Linked DNA regions of Homo sapiens: region 2 is linked to region 1. The links are chromatin contacts, found by Hi-C or POLR2A ChIA-PET in ENCODE. All regions are on one chromosome and are shown on one strand. Each heading gives the region's core, a stretch centred on a gene start or an enhancer-like site at or near the end of the contact. The rest is flanking DNA. Distances are from core to core; before and after follow the strand shown. Region 1 overlaps ITGA9 (integrin subunit alpha 9). Region 2 overlaps ITGA9 (integrin subunit alpha 9).

Region 1 (6,589 bases), core at 1,521-4,020:
AGTAAGCTGGACAGGCACGTGCAACAGAGTGTATCTGAGCCTCCAAAATTACCATCTGGCAGCTCTTTGTTATTAAACAAAGAATTAACTCACAAAAGGCTAACAAGAGGCAGCAAGGACACCTGCTTGGAAATTCCAGCTCAGTGGATTTACAGAGGACTCTTCTGATGCATTTGCGTATTTTTCAGTGGGCTGAGCTTAGCACTTTAAAAGCAATGCCTCATTTTATCCTCACACCAACCCTTTGGGGTAAATATCTGACCCCTGCCCTTTCACATTAGATTTATACCCAAGGAGCGAGATTATCCAGAAAGCAATCCCTTATTAAATGACCTCAAAATGGTTATGGGGTGTATATGTGTGTGTGTGTGTGTGTGCTCACATAGTTTCATCCATCACTTTTCCAGATTCAGAAAAGTTTGATTTATTACAAGAGGGAAAAAAATCTCTCCTTTCAAGTTCAATACGTTAACTCTTTACTCATCCTTAGAAATGGACAGCAAGGAAGAAACAACGCTGGAACCTACTCCATCATTTATTTGAGAAATAAAGTGTTTTGGGGGTCCTATTCCCAGGGTGACAGTGTTGAATGCCATAAGCTCCCTGCTTTAAAATAACCTATGCTCTGGTACAGAAGATAAAACACAAATATCCAAGTAACACAAATACAGGTGGAAAGAAGGTGCTAAGACAGCTCAGATGTGAGGGAGCTCAGCACCAGAAGGCCCACAGCCCACCCTGGGGAGAACGGTGAGAGGAGGGTTAGCAGAGAGGAATCGCAGGTCAGGGTGGTGGAAAGTCAGCCCAGGGGAAAAAGCTCGGCAGCTGGCTCTGGAAATGGAGTACGTTTCACACAGGCAGAGCCAGGAGTCTGGAAGGCATGGGAATGCTTCACTTGCCAAGTCATGGTATTCAGAACGGATGCCCCAGCAGACTAGCTCCTGGGAGGCAGCGGTTATGGCTTACGAGTCTCCATCTGCCCCGGGCCCAGCACAGTGTCTGGCACACAATGAGCACTCAATAAATAGGGTGCCATCCAAATCGGAACACTTGAGAGTGAAATAGAGAACTATTAATGATTATGCTGGGACAACAGGCATAAACCAGGACTGTCCCAGGCACACCTGTACATAGGACACTACATCACTGATGTGTGTAGAAACAGAAGTGAATTGAAAATAGAGAAGCAAGGGGTGGGAGGGACAAGTGTGGGACTAGGCCAAGTAAGACAGTGCCCCGAATGCAGGCATGAAATAACCTGAGCTGTTGGAGGACAGGGCCCAGTCTTTTTAATCTTTGTTTCCCCTCCACCAGACACAGAGCTGTGTACCCAACAGGTACTCAACACATGCTGGTGGGCTGAAGGCATGGACCAGACTTCAAGCTCTTCAGAAGAGGTTTAAGTGACAGTCATTGTTTAAACTGCAGAGGCCACAGACAGGCAGGGAAGATCAAACAGAAGTGCAGAGAACCTCCAGTCCCCAGGACTCCTGCCTGCCCTGGACTCACAGACCCACATTGAGCTTTCCTCCCACCTCAGAGCACGGACACACGTGCACAGGAGCGGCTGAAAAGTGCAACCTCGTCCAAGACCAGGAGAAACCTAGCACCAATCCACCCAGAAATGGGCCATCCAGAATGGAGTTTTCTCTTTCTCAGACTAACTAGGTAATAATAATGAGAAAAGCCATCATCTTTTGCATTCAAAGTCATAGAACTAGTTGGTTGCTGGATGGGATTCAAACCCAAGACTTGGCTGCTTACCAGCTGTGAGATCTTAAATAAATTAAATGCTCTAAATCTCAGATCCCTCAATGGTAAAATGAGATTTTATTTTATTTTTATATATGTAGATATAATTCTGATACAATTTTCTGTATATAATCACATATTAACATATGTAATTGTATTCTTTATAAGGACTTCATGTACATGTAAAACATGTAGCATATAGTAAATGCTCAATAAAAGATAGCTATTATTGTTACTGTTACAACTTAATTTCTTCTTTTTATTTACATAGCCCTTAATACATTTTTTTTAAAAGAAGCAACTCTCTGTCACCCTCTTCACACAAATCTCCTGGGATGCATGTGAATAAACTATTCATCCACCATTGGACCCACCATTGTTCCAACTCCCATGAACTGGGGCTAGGGCTGTCTTGTGAAAAGACCCCCAGGCTACCTATGGATGGCTGCTTCGAAGGGGTGGGTTTCCTCAGCCTGGGCGCTTCCCTAGCTCTCTGTAGGTGACAGAATCCTTTCTGCCGCACACAGCGTACTCACTACAATCAACAAATTCCCCATCTGCAAAACAGAAGTCACCAAGGAGGCTGGTGGCCCACAGTAACCTGTCAGGGAAGAAATATAGGAGGCCACCATTTTCTCACAAAATGCAGGAAGGACCCATGCAATTTCTAAGCTGGCTTCTCGTATTCTGTTTGCCCCAAGAAAGCAGACCCAAGAAAAGGAGAAGGAAAACCACTTTAAAATTTTCTGCTTAATAAGAGCTTGTACCTCAAGAGCTTCCTGGTCTCTGAGAAGGGGAAATAGATTTCTGACATAGCTGTGTCCAAAAACACTGCAGTGAAGTTTAAAAAAACTGCTGAAAAGTCAAGCTCAGTCAGTTGACTGCTGACAACACTGTCCTTCAAGCAATAGGCAGAGAATGCAGAAGAAATTATAGCCCACACCACCCTCCTATAAGGGGCACCCCCTCCATTAACACACATCAGCGTGGGCTGGCGAGCTGCACTAGGTCACATAAAGTCAGTGCTGCTGACTCAAGCCTGGCCCCACGTTGTTGATGAGGAGCACTCGCTCTCACGGTCAGTGTGAGGAGAGAGGCATCTGGCCCCTCCGAGGCCCACTTGCTTCTGATACCTGCATCAACTGCCAGCTGGTGGCTTTGTCCGTTTTCCCCTGTAACTTTTGGTATCTATGTCTTCGAGCTCCTTGCTTTGTGGTCTATGGACCAGCAGCACCAGCGTCACCAGGGAGCTTGCTAGAAATTCACCTCAGATCTGCTGTATCAGGATCTGCATTGAACAAGGTCCCAGGTTCTTCGTGTGCACGCTAACGTGAGGAGTCCTTGTCAACCAGCCCGTGAAGATGACTGAGAGGCTCTGGCTTGCTCTGGTCCAGAGAGAAAGAACGTGCCAGCTCCGAGAGCTGCCTTACCATTTGCCCTCTTCTCTTCCCACATTTCTTATTTGCTCCATACTTTCTATTTTCTTCTCACCATCTGCTTCTAATCATTTTTTAATCCCCCAAAAAACTATGAAACGAGTCTTGACCCCTTCCAAATGCAGAGGCAGTTAGAAAGAGGAAAAGATTTGCAGGGTAGAGCAGAAGGAAAAAGGGGCCCAGTGTTTACCAGACCCCTACTAAGAAGTCAGTATTCTGCTCCCCATTTCAGCTGAGGACACTGAAGCTCAGCAGTAAAGGTGAAGCAACTTGCCTGAGACCATGTGGTTGATCAGAGCAAGACCTGGTCCACCCTGGCCTGGCCCAGCCCCTGCCATGCTAAGCAGGAAGAGTGCTTCAGTTCATGTGCTTCACACATGTTGAGTTGAAAGGGAATCTTTCCACCCAGCACTAGCAAGAGCATCAGGAAGGAGGGCTTTTCTACGCTAAAAGGCAATATTGTAATATGTCCCAAACCTAAAATGCCTTCCCTTTCCCACTGAGCAATACCACTTCCATCCTCTGCACTGCCACCTTTTATCTAGTTCTATGCCACTGAAAACAGAAAACATCACATCCAAGATGGTGACATCCTTTGAAGGACCCACTCAACTTGGTGAACCATCCAACCTTCTTCTGTTCTGTTTCCCCCATTGTATATGGGGCCTGTATGTGGATATAAACATTTGTGTGTGATTGTTCCAAAACACTAGAGGGAGAGATTATGTTCCATGGTACACTTGCAACTCAGGTTTTAATCAGCATGTCTAAGTACAACGTGAAACAGTCAATGTGACCTCAATCTATTATTTGTATTTCCATTTGGCTGTGTGGCTTGATCTGTGTGACTAGTGCCTTGGGAGGCTCCATGCTGTACTGTGGCAGGAGCTGTGAGTTGTCTGTCCAGTGTCTGTCCCTCTCCTTCTTAAAAATCAAACTTCAATATCTGCACTGTCCAACATGGTAGCCACTAGCCACATGTGTTATTTCAGTTTGAATTTATATTAATTAAAAGTATAGAAAAGTAAAAAGTCAATGCCTTATTGGCACTAGCCACATTTTAAGTGCTCACAGTCATATGTGGTCACTGGCCACCATATTGGACAGTGCTGATACGGAACATTTCCTTCATCACAGAAAGTTCTGCTGGAGAGCAAAACTCTATAGTGATAGGATTTATAAGATGTCTAGCTGGTACTTAGACATCTTCCAACCTCTTTTAAAATATGGATGGTCAATGCGTTATAAGCAGAAGTCACTGGAGGCTCTTTACAGGGGCCTCAGACCAGATTATAAAGAGCCCCTTTGCATGTCCCACTTCTTCCTGCATGAAAAACACATACAATGGCTGGAGCCCCAGAGCCATTTTAGGGGTAGGAGGAAAAGATGCTCTTAGTGTTGGAGTGTCCACAGCTCAGCCCTTGGTCCCCCTCTCTTCTCTATCTCCCCTCACACCCTGGGTGATCTCATCAAATCTCCTGGCATTAAATACCATCTGTCTGCTGGCGACTCCCAAATTGATACTTCTTACTCAGACTACTACTCAAACTGAAGACTCATACATACGCATACACACTTAAACATCTACCAGTGTGTCTAAAAACAAACTCCAGATCTTCCCCCTTTCAACCTGCTCACCTGCACCTTCCGTTGAAAACACCACCAGTGACAACTCCATCCTTTTAGGTACTCAGGCTGAAAAGCTTGGAGTGACCCTTGATATCTTATTCCCTCACAACTGACAATCAAACCCTCAGGAAATGCTGTAGGATCCCCCTTCAAAATGCACGCAGAATTTGACCACTTCTCACAATGTTACCACTATGGCCCCAGTGGAGCCACCCTCTTCCCTGGGTAACGCTCAGTCTCCTAACCCCGTTCCTGCTGCTCTACCGCCTCCTACAGGCCTTCCCAACATAGCCGCCAGCAGGGGCCTGTAAAAATGGAAGGCAGGCCAGGTCACCACCCTGCCCAGATCCCTCACACACTCCCATCCCCCTCTGAGTAAAGGCAAATCCTTCCCAAGGCCTAGGAAGCCCAAGATGACCCGCTCACAACCATCACTGCCACTCTGACCTCTTTGCCCACACTGGTCTCCCTGCTCCTCCTCAGACACACCAGACACTCAGACACTGGTCTGAGCCCTCCTCCAGGAACCCGCTGTGCTAACTCCCCAGCCTCCTTCCATGCTTTGCTCAAATCACACCTCGTCAGTGAGGTCACCCTGACCCCCATAACCCCATGCCTGCACTCCCAAACCCGCTTCACTGGGCTCTATTTTCTTTCTTTTTTTCCATAGCCTCATCGCCTTCTAATGCACCTTAATTTTCTTCTTATTATATCTATTGTCTGTCTCCCCCTACTGGGATATAAACTCCCAGGGGGACAAGGATCCTTGTCTCTTCACAGCAGAGCTGAGGGCCCCCCAGCCTACGGCATAATAGGTATGCAATGCACATTTCCTGAATAAGTGAAAGGTCAGAGAACATCCTCGAGTCACTGAACCAACATCAGCAACTTCTCTTCCTCTAGAAGAGAGAGAAATTATCTTGATGTGCTTAAGCCCCTGTCCTGGGGTCTCAATTCCTGCAAGCTGAGTGGAATTCCTGTCTGATACCTCTGTGAAGACCAAAGATATTATGTTTTATTCTCAGACAGCAGTAAGAACTGGGAACTCCCTGCAGACACCATGGTACTCAAAGCGCTACTAATGACCCAAATGATCACCTTCCCCAGAGTTGAAACTCCCCTGTGCTCCCAGGAGCAGAGGAGAGAGGTGGTGAGCAAGCTATCGTACTTTCATAATCACCTCTCTCAATGTCTAAAAGCTCCCTTTTGGGGATGGCAACTAACTTTGGAAAACCACTTTAAAGGAGGAGTTAAAAATACATACCTTCAGTGATGTTGGATGTATATGTTTTTAAATATATAGGACACAAGTATTCTGTGGTATTCCTGCAGAAAATATACATCCTGAATCTAATCATGATGAAACAGACAAACTGACCTGTACTCTTCAAAAATGTCAAGGACATGAAGGAGCAAGGCTGAGTGACTTTTCCAGACTAAAGAGATGTGACAGCCAAATGCAATAGTGCGGGATTTTCTTTTGCTACCAAGGACATGAAGATAACTGGTGATATTTGAGTGAGTTCTGCAGATAAGCTAACAGTAATGTATCACTTAATTTCCTTATTTCAATAATTGTGCTATGGTTACGTAAAAGAATGTCCTTGTTCTCAGGAAATATCCCTGATGTTAGGGATAAGGGGGCATCGCGTCTCCGACTTACTCTCAAACAGGTAAGAAGTACGAATAGATAGAAAATTACAAAGCAAATGACATTTAGGGAATCTGGGTGAAGAATTTACGGTATTTCTTTGTGCTATCCTAATGACTTT
Region 2 (7,200 bases), core at 1,506-4,005, 39 kb before region 1:
ATAAAATAAATCTCTCCCTTCCTACAGAAATTTCCATGGCTCCCCAGTGCCAGCAAAATACAATTAGAGCTCCCTGGCACCATCCCCTCCCCCAGGGCAGAGAGGCTTCTGCCCACCTTTCAGCACACTCTCCCACCTCTTCACTCACACAGCCTTTGAACATGCTCTTTCTTCTGCCTAGAATTATCTTCCCTTCATTTGAGCTCTTTTTAATCTTTTCATAGTCTTTTTTATTTCTATACCTGCGTCATAGGCAGAATTATTTACCCTCTCAGGATGGTATAGTGGGAATGAGATGTTATTACTCTTATGTAATCCTGACTACCCAGTGAGATAAATTTTCCTAGCCCCATTTTACAGATAAAGACATTAAGCCACAAAGTGTAAAATAAATCACCGAAGATCACATGATTAGTGACTGTTGCAAATAGGGTTCAAATCTACATCTGCCTCTGTGTTAGGATGATCTTATCAAGGGCCCAATTCTGCCTTCTCGTGCTTCTCAGTCTCCACGTGAATATGCCCAGGCTGGCCTGTTGGACAGTGAGATATGCATGGAGCGGTGCTGAGTTGCCCCAGTCACCCCAGCCAATGCCAGTCTAGATAACCAACAGCTAGCTGACCCCTAGCTATATGAACAAGCCCTGCCCAAATCAGCAGAGCCAGCTAGCCAAGCCACTGCTAATCCCAGCTGCACAAACTATATGCTTTGTATTGTATGCCACTGAAGTTTTGAGTTTGTTCTGCAGCATTATTATTGTAACACATAACTGAAATAGACTCCAATGCTCACTTTTCTCACTATATACCTTATTTAAAACACATTCATTCACCAGTCATTTACTGAGTACTTACTACGGACAGGTGCACCTCATAGGTCGTAGGTGGGAAAGGGAAGCTATGTTAGACCCTGATTACTATGTACAATAGAGATGAGGAAACTGTGGGAGTTCTACCTCGTATCCTGCCTTTTCTGCAGCCTGCCCTCTTCTCTTCACCTCCACCATTAGACCACCGCAGACTTCTTACCTGGTCTCCCTGCCTCCACATTTATCGTTTCATATCTGTCACCTATCCTGCAGCTTGGCTGATCTGCTGAAATGCAATACTGATTGCACTCTCTTGCACACCCTTAACCCTTAGATACTGAGGTTGGCCCTTTCTCCCTGGCCTCCTGGATGAAACCTTGAGCAGGTCCCACTATCTCTTGGATCACTCTTAGATCATGAAAAGTCTTTCCATTGCTTTAATCTCCAGAATAATCCCATTCAGTATCAAAATGACCAGTCCTGCGTATTAGTGAAAAACTCCAAATTTCATTTAAAGTTAAACTTCCTCGCCTCTTCCAACTTGGCCCTACTTCAGGCTTTGAAGGTTGCTAGAGGGTGGGAAGTGGGAGATAAAAAAGCTGCAGTCACTTCCTCTCACCCCCTTTCCCAGCAGCTGCTTAGAACACCTTTTGAGGGGAGGAGAGGAGGGGAGGAGAAGCCACACCTAGTTGGAACTGGTGTCTTTGGGTGTTGGCTTTTCTCTGGCCATGGCAGCTGTTTAAAGCTGAGTCGCTCTAGAGACTTCTGTGGCTTTGTGGCATTGCACGCTGACCTCCCTTAGCTTGGTGGGTATTCCAGGTTGACTTTTTTTCAGGCACACTGAAGGTTCCCTGGAGCTTCCTGAGCATTGGGACACTCCCCTGCAACTCCCAAGAGGGAACAAGGTCTCCTCCGCTGGCCCCAGACCCCTTGTGTTTTGGGTATGGTCCCATCACCTCTCCCTAGGGTCACCTAAGGTACAACCCCTTTTAAATAGCTCCTAGCCAGCTTTCACCCTGAGATGCACTCATATGTCCTCCTCCGGGGGAGCAGGACATTCTCAGGGCTCCATTAACTCCCCTTTAAGCTGTACATCAACACACATCTTTGTGCTCTCCAAGACTCTGGAAGAAAGTCAGGCTAGCTCTCAGGAGCTAGACCTGTCTGGTCTCCTCCTTTCTCTGGGCTGGAGGAAGAACACCCTTTTCTCTCCTCCAAGGGGCTCAGGTCGGAAAACACCCCCCAGCCCATCAGCCTTCTCCAAAAACGCCTCTCTCCAATGTCAAACTTCCTGGGCCTCTCTGATGTCAATCCTTCTGTACCTTCGATGTTGATAAGGGACTAAGGGTCCAAAACTGAGTTGTAGCCTTTCTCTTTTCAAGTCCTAATAAGTGGTCAAGCATCTTGACTCAGGATTTAGAAAGACTCACCACCTCTTTTGCACTCAGGGAAAACCAACAAGAGAATGTCACATGTGAGTATCTGGTTATACTTTAATAGTAACATGTTTCTTTATGGCAGGTATCACAGCAGGAAGGGGACATTTGTTCACAGTTATTTGATTTTTAGTGGAACTTTCAGAAGGGTAAGGTCTATGTCTGCTTTTCCTCATCACTGTATTCCTAGCACCTTGCACAATGCTGGCTCCAGTGGGTGCTCAGTAAATGCTTGACTGACCTGATGAATCAATGAAGAAACCATTTCCAACCAGGAAGCAGCGGTTTGACCTTCCTGCCATGCTGAGACACACAAATGGGGCTTCTAATGGCCTCTCGGGCCTAGGCACAGAGGGAGACAAACACACAAGGTCGGCGGTCCAGGCTGAGGGCTGGATTGCCTTCTGCTGCCACACATGGGGCAAAGAGAATGTTCATAAAAACTGGGTGGCAGGAAACTGCCCCAAAGCTTTCTTTGTGCATACATGGCCATCCTGCCTACAAACCCAAACACCACGCCGGGAAAGGAATGGAATGGAGAAGCAGACTTAACAAGTTGTTGGAACATGGAGGAAAAGCCAAGTGAGGTCAAGGGGATCTGAGTCAAACTCCACTGTTACCAGCATTCCCAGTGCCACCTCTAATTACTAAAATAAAGGGATTACATAGCTGGATTTGTTTTGCAGTGTTTATGCTGTTCCGGCATTTTCTGAATTGTATGCTCTGGATAGGGAGAACAGGTTTCTCAACTCAGAGTCTGTTTGCTTTCAATTTTGGTTGTTTGCTCTGTGTAGCTTTCGGACTCCCATCTGGTCCCTGGCCACCGGAATCCCCTGCCATCTGCACTTCTTCCTTGTGTGGCCTTTTCTTCCTAGATTTTCTTCTTCCCCAGCCTGGTCCACAGGTTGCCAAGGGTACTGTCTGACCTGGTGGTGGAGCTGGCCATAGGAGAGCTGCTGACACTGCCCAGCTACCTGGAAAGCTGAGGTGGGAGGATCACTTGGGCCTGGGCTGCTGAGGCTGCAGTGAGCGGAGACTGTACCACTGCACTCCCGCCTGGGTGTCAGAGTGAGATCCTGTCTCAAAGTCAAAAAAAAACAAAAACAAAAACAAAAACAACAAAACAAGGAAGCGGATCTTCCAGGAGAAGTAACTGGGAAATTCTTGAGGGAGATGACTAGGGAGAACCAGAAATTATCACCACTCTGGTTTCTACTCACTCTTCAACAAGACTTAATTTTTAAAAATTTAGCTGGGTGCAATGGTACATGCCTGTAGTCCCAGCTACTTGGGAAGCTGAGGAAGGAGGACTGCTTGAGCCCAGGAGTTGGAGGCTGTAGTGGGCTCTGACTGTGCCTGTGAATAGTTACTGCGCTCTAGCCTGGGCAACATAGCGAGACCCCGTTCCCCAAAATATATATTTAACACCCACCATATGGCACTTATTAAGTGAAGTGTTGTAAGTACTCTATTAAGCGTTGTTAGCACTGTATCAATGTTTACTCATTTAGTCCTCATAATGACCTTAGGAAGGTACTGTTATCACCATTTACAGACGGGAAACTGAGGGCTGAGCAGTTCAGGGACCTGCCTAAGAGTTCAGATTCAAATCCTGGCCATGGGGCTCCCAAGTCTGTGCCCTTCACCTCTGTTATGCAGCCTCTCAGACACTTCAAGCTTTATTTGGAAGTTAAAAAAAAAAATACAAACTTCCTTAACAGTGACCCCTGCCTAAAAAACTCTATCTGCTCCTCACTGTCAAATATTAGTCCTTACTGTTGAGTCCTCTCCTTATGCTTTACCAGAAGGAAAGGAAGAGGCAGAGGAGCTTGCTGAGAGCAAGGGGAGATATCAGCTAGAAAGCAGGCCATACTCTCCCTCACTCTGCCCTGCTTCCCACAGACAGAGATGTGAGTCCCCTCCCCAGCTCCACTTGCTCCTGGTATAAACGTACATTAATGAAGACTGCCAGTCAGGCAGGAATGGGGCCAGACCCCTATCTCAACAACCCCCACGTGAAAAGCCTCCCCAGATCCCTGCTCCAATGACTGCTGCTGACCCAGAGCTCAGATGGCCCTGGAACTCCGATCCCAGGCTCCCTGGCAACCTTGTCACCCTTGGCCCCACGTGTGGCAGCAGCAGCGTGGGTGAGCCCAGTGGCAAAGTGGCCTGTGGCTGCAGCCCAAGGTGTCACCCTCAGCTGGCTCTCCCTTTCTGGGGAGGAGCAAGAGGCAGCCTGCTTGCCCCTGGTCAGACTCCTGAGTCATGCCAGTTTCGAGCCCTTCTGGGCATCATATCCTAAAGCAAAGAGGCCAAGGCCAAGGAGAGCAGAGGAAGTTGTGTCCACACGAGGACAGCAGGCATCCTTCTCACCTGAAGTGGATGGGCCAGGACACCAATCTGCTGCCTTCCCTTTCCCCGCAGCTTAGAGAGACAATACCCAACACAGAAGAGGACTCTATGCCTGGGGAGACATCGCCACTGGATGCCGTGGACTGAATTGTGTCCTCCAACACCACATTCACATTTTTAAGCCCTAACTCCCACTGTGATGGGCCTTTCAGGATATAATTCGGTTTAGAGGAGGTCATAGCCTTCATGATGGTATATAAGAAGAGACACTAGAGAGCTTTCTCCCTCTCTCTCCCTGCCATGTGAGGACATAGCACGAAGGTGGCCGTCTCTAAGCCAGGAAGAGAGCCCACACCACACACCAACTATGCTGGCACCTTGATTGTGGGCTTTCAGCCTCCAAAACTGTGAGCAAATTAATTTCTGTTGTGTAACCCACCCAATTTATGGGATAGTCAGCCCTCTGTATCTATGGGTTCCACATCCATGGATTCAACCAACCACAGATCAAAAATATTCAGGAAAAAAACAATAAAAATAACAATACAACAAAAAACCCAAAATACAGTATAACAACTATTTACATAGCATTGACATTGTTGTAGGTATTACAAGTAATCTAGAGATAATTTAAAGTATACAGGAGGATATATGTAGGTTATATACAAATACGATGCCACCTTATATCAGGGACTTGAGCATCTATGAATTTTGGTATCCATTGGGAATCCTGGAACCAATCTCCCATGCATACTGAGAAACAACTGTACCTTTTTTTATGGCAGCCTGTGCAAAGACATGGGGCTACTGATTATGCTTTTTTCCCCCTGGTTATTCTAACTACTAGCTTTGTATTTGAAAACAGATTGGTCCAATTTCATCAGGTGCTATGGTTTCAGGCTATGGAGTACAGCTACCAAACAGTTTTTCTCCACTATAGCTGCAAGGGGTTGGCAGAAGGGACTCAAGTTCATTCACTACTGTTTCTCCTCATTCCTGCATTCACAAAACATTCTTACAGCACCCACCCCTGCTGGGCACTTGACAGATGAGCCTTCCCTCTCAGCATCGTCCATCTTCCTGTTAACTCCATTGCCTTCAGAGGCACCATCCACCCTGTTCTCCAAACCAGAAACCCAAGGGGTCCTTGGACTCCTGGCTTCGTCCCCCTACATATTCTCAATCCACCCTGCTGACTTGACCTCGCCGTTTCCCAAGTACACCCCCTCCTCTCCATCTCCTACCACTGATATGTGGAGTCATTCCCAAGGTGGTGCCCAGCCTGGACCCACATTTCCCAGCCTCCTCTGAGGCCGGCTGTGGCCATGTGACTAGTTCCCACCAATGGAAAGTCGGTAGAAGGGATGTGGGTCATTTCTAGGCTGGAGTGTTTAAGGGGTGGGTGTGCCTTCTCCACTGCTTCTTTCTCCTCCTGCCCCCAGGAGGCAGAAATCCTGGAGGTCCTAAGGAATTGCAGCAGCAGCAATGGAAAGCAACTGCAGTCCCAGAATCACCACGTGGAGGAAGCTACCTTCAACGAGGAATAGCCTTATTTGACTGACACATGAGCAATGAACAAACATCTAGTAGGTCAAGTAATTGAAAACTGAGGGTTTGTTGCAGCAGTTAGCATTGTGTTAATACAGGTATACACAGGGTTACCTTTTTCTTAATGGAGGCTAATAAGCATGTTTAAGTAAAAAACTGGTGTAAAGGGAGATGTCTCAGTCCATAGAGGGATGAAAGAGACAGGCTGGAGGAATGAAAGGGTTCTCTACCATCTCAGAATATGGGGGCGTGGGGAGGGAAGGCAGAGGTTGCACCCCCTCCTCAGCCCACCCCTATCCACCCATGACTAAGTTCAGGGCTCCAAAACCCACTCTATATATTTGCCTTCTTTTAAAACCCCAGGCAGGCAAATGTCCAGGCCCTCATAACCTAGAAAAACATCCCATCCTTTGTCAAAGTAATTCCATGCAGACCCAGACAAGGCTTCTGAGGAGAAACCCAAGGCGCTCAGGCTGGGAATCAGGGGTAGAAACATGGCCCTCAAGGCCAGTGCTGCTGGGGATGGGTTAGAATGTAGAGACAGGTTCCACAGACAGCCAAGAAGGAAAGTGCCAGAGACATTTCCCTAATCCAGCCAAGGCTCAAGCAGTGAGGCTCAGGCTGTTGGCTAAGGTCCACAGACAGGCTGATAGGAAAGGCCTAGGCTTTGTGTGCAAGGAAAGTCTGGACCCCCGAGGTCTACAGCTGAGGAGGAGGAGACAGCCCCAAAGCAGATCTATGAATCCAACCCCCCAGAGAAATCTTCCTCCTGACTCCATTCTAAATGCTGCCAACTCCTTCTCTATCACTCCAGCTCCCCAGCTCCCCAACTCTGGCAGCCACAGAGGCGACTTGAATATACAGCCAGGGGGGCACTCAGTCCACTGCAGGAATGGCTAAGGGTGGGGTACACTAGGGTCCCCAGATGCCAATGGGATTTGTTCCATCCCAGTTACATAACCTCCCTACTTCAGCCAAGGTCTAAACTGAATATGAAAATGGAAAATGCTCCAGCAAATAAATTCCAGGGACATTAGGCAAATGGTCCTTTTACA

The links. A loop is a pair of places that touch in the nucleus more often than their neighbours do. ChIA-PET counts read pairs that join two places held with the same protein, here RNA polymerase II (POLR2A). Pooled maps may share reads with other maps.
Region 2: a map of sciatic nerve shows a loop between it and region 1 (25-fold over the local background). The contact joins two enhancer-like sites. A Hi-C loop is called at or near these places in 2 of 168 maps with a recorded cell type or tissue (endothelial cell of umbilical vein and sciatic nerve) and 2 of 50 pooled maps. POLR2A ChIA-PET finds 5 or more read pairs at or near these places in 1 of 52 experiments (activated CD4-positive, alpha-beta T cell).

What each region holds. Positions count from the first base shown.
Region 1 is chr3:37,553,063-37,559,651 of GRCh38, reverse strand. The region is part of intron 15 of ITGA9 (integrin subunit alpha 9); the gene reads right to left. Among named protein-coding and RNA genes, the nearest start is that of ITGA9, 100 kb to the right of the region's middle. Within about 2 kb of position 2,770, at least 4 of the 41 ENCODE cell types and tissues checked have a DNase peak (open chromatin) inside an H3K27ac peak, as active enhancers do.
Region 2 is chr3:37,591,251-37,598,450 of GRCh38, reverse strand. The region is part of intron 15 of ITGA9 (integrin subunit alpha 9); the gene reads right to left. Among named protein-coding and RNA genes, the nearest start is that of ITGA9, 140 kb to the right of the region's middle. Within about 2 kb of position 2,755, at least 5 of the 41 ENCODE cell types and tissues checked have a DNase peak (open chromatin) inside an H3K27ac peak, as active enhancers do.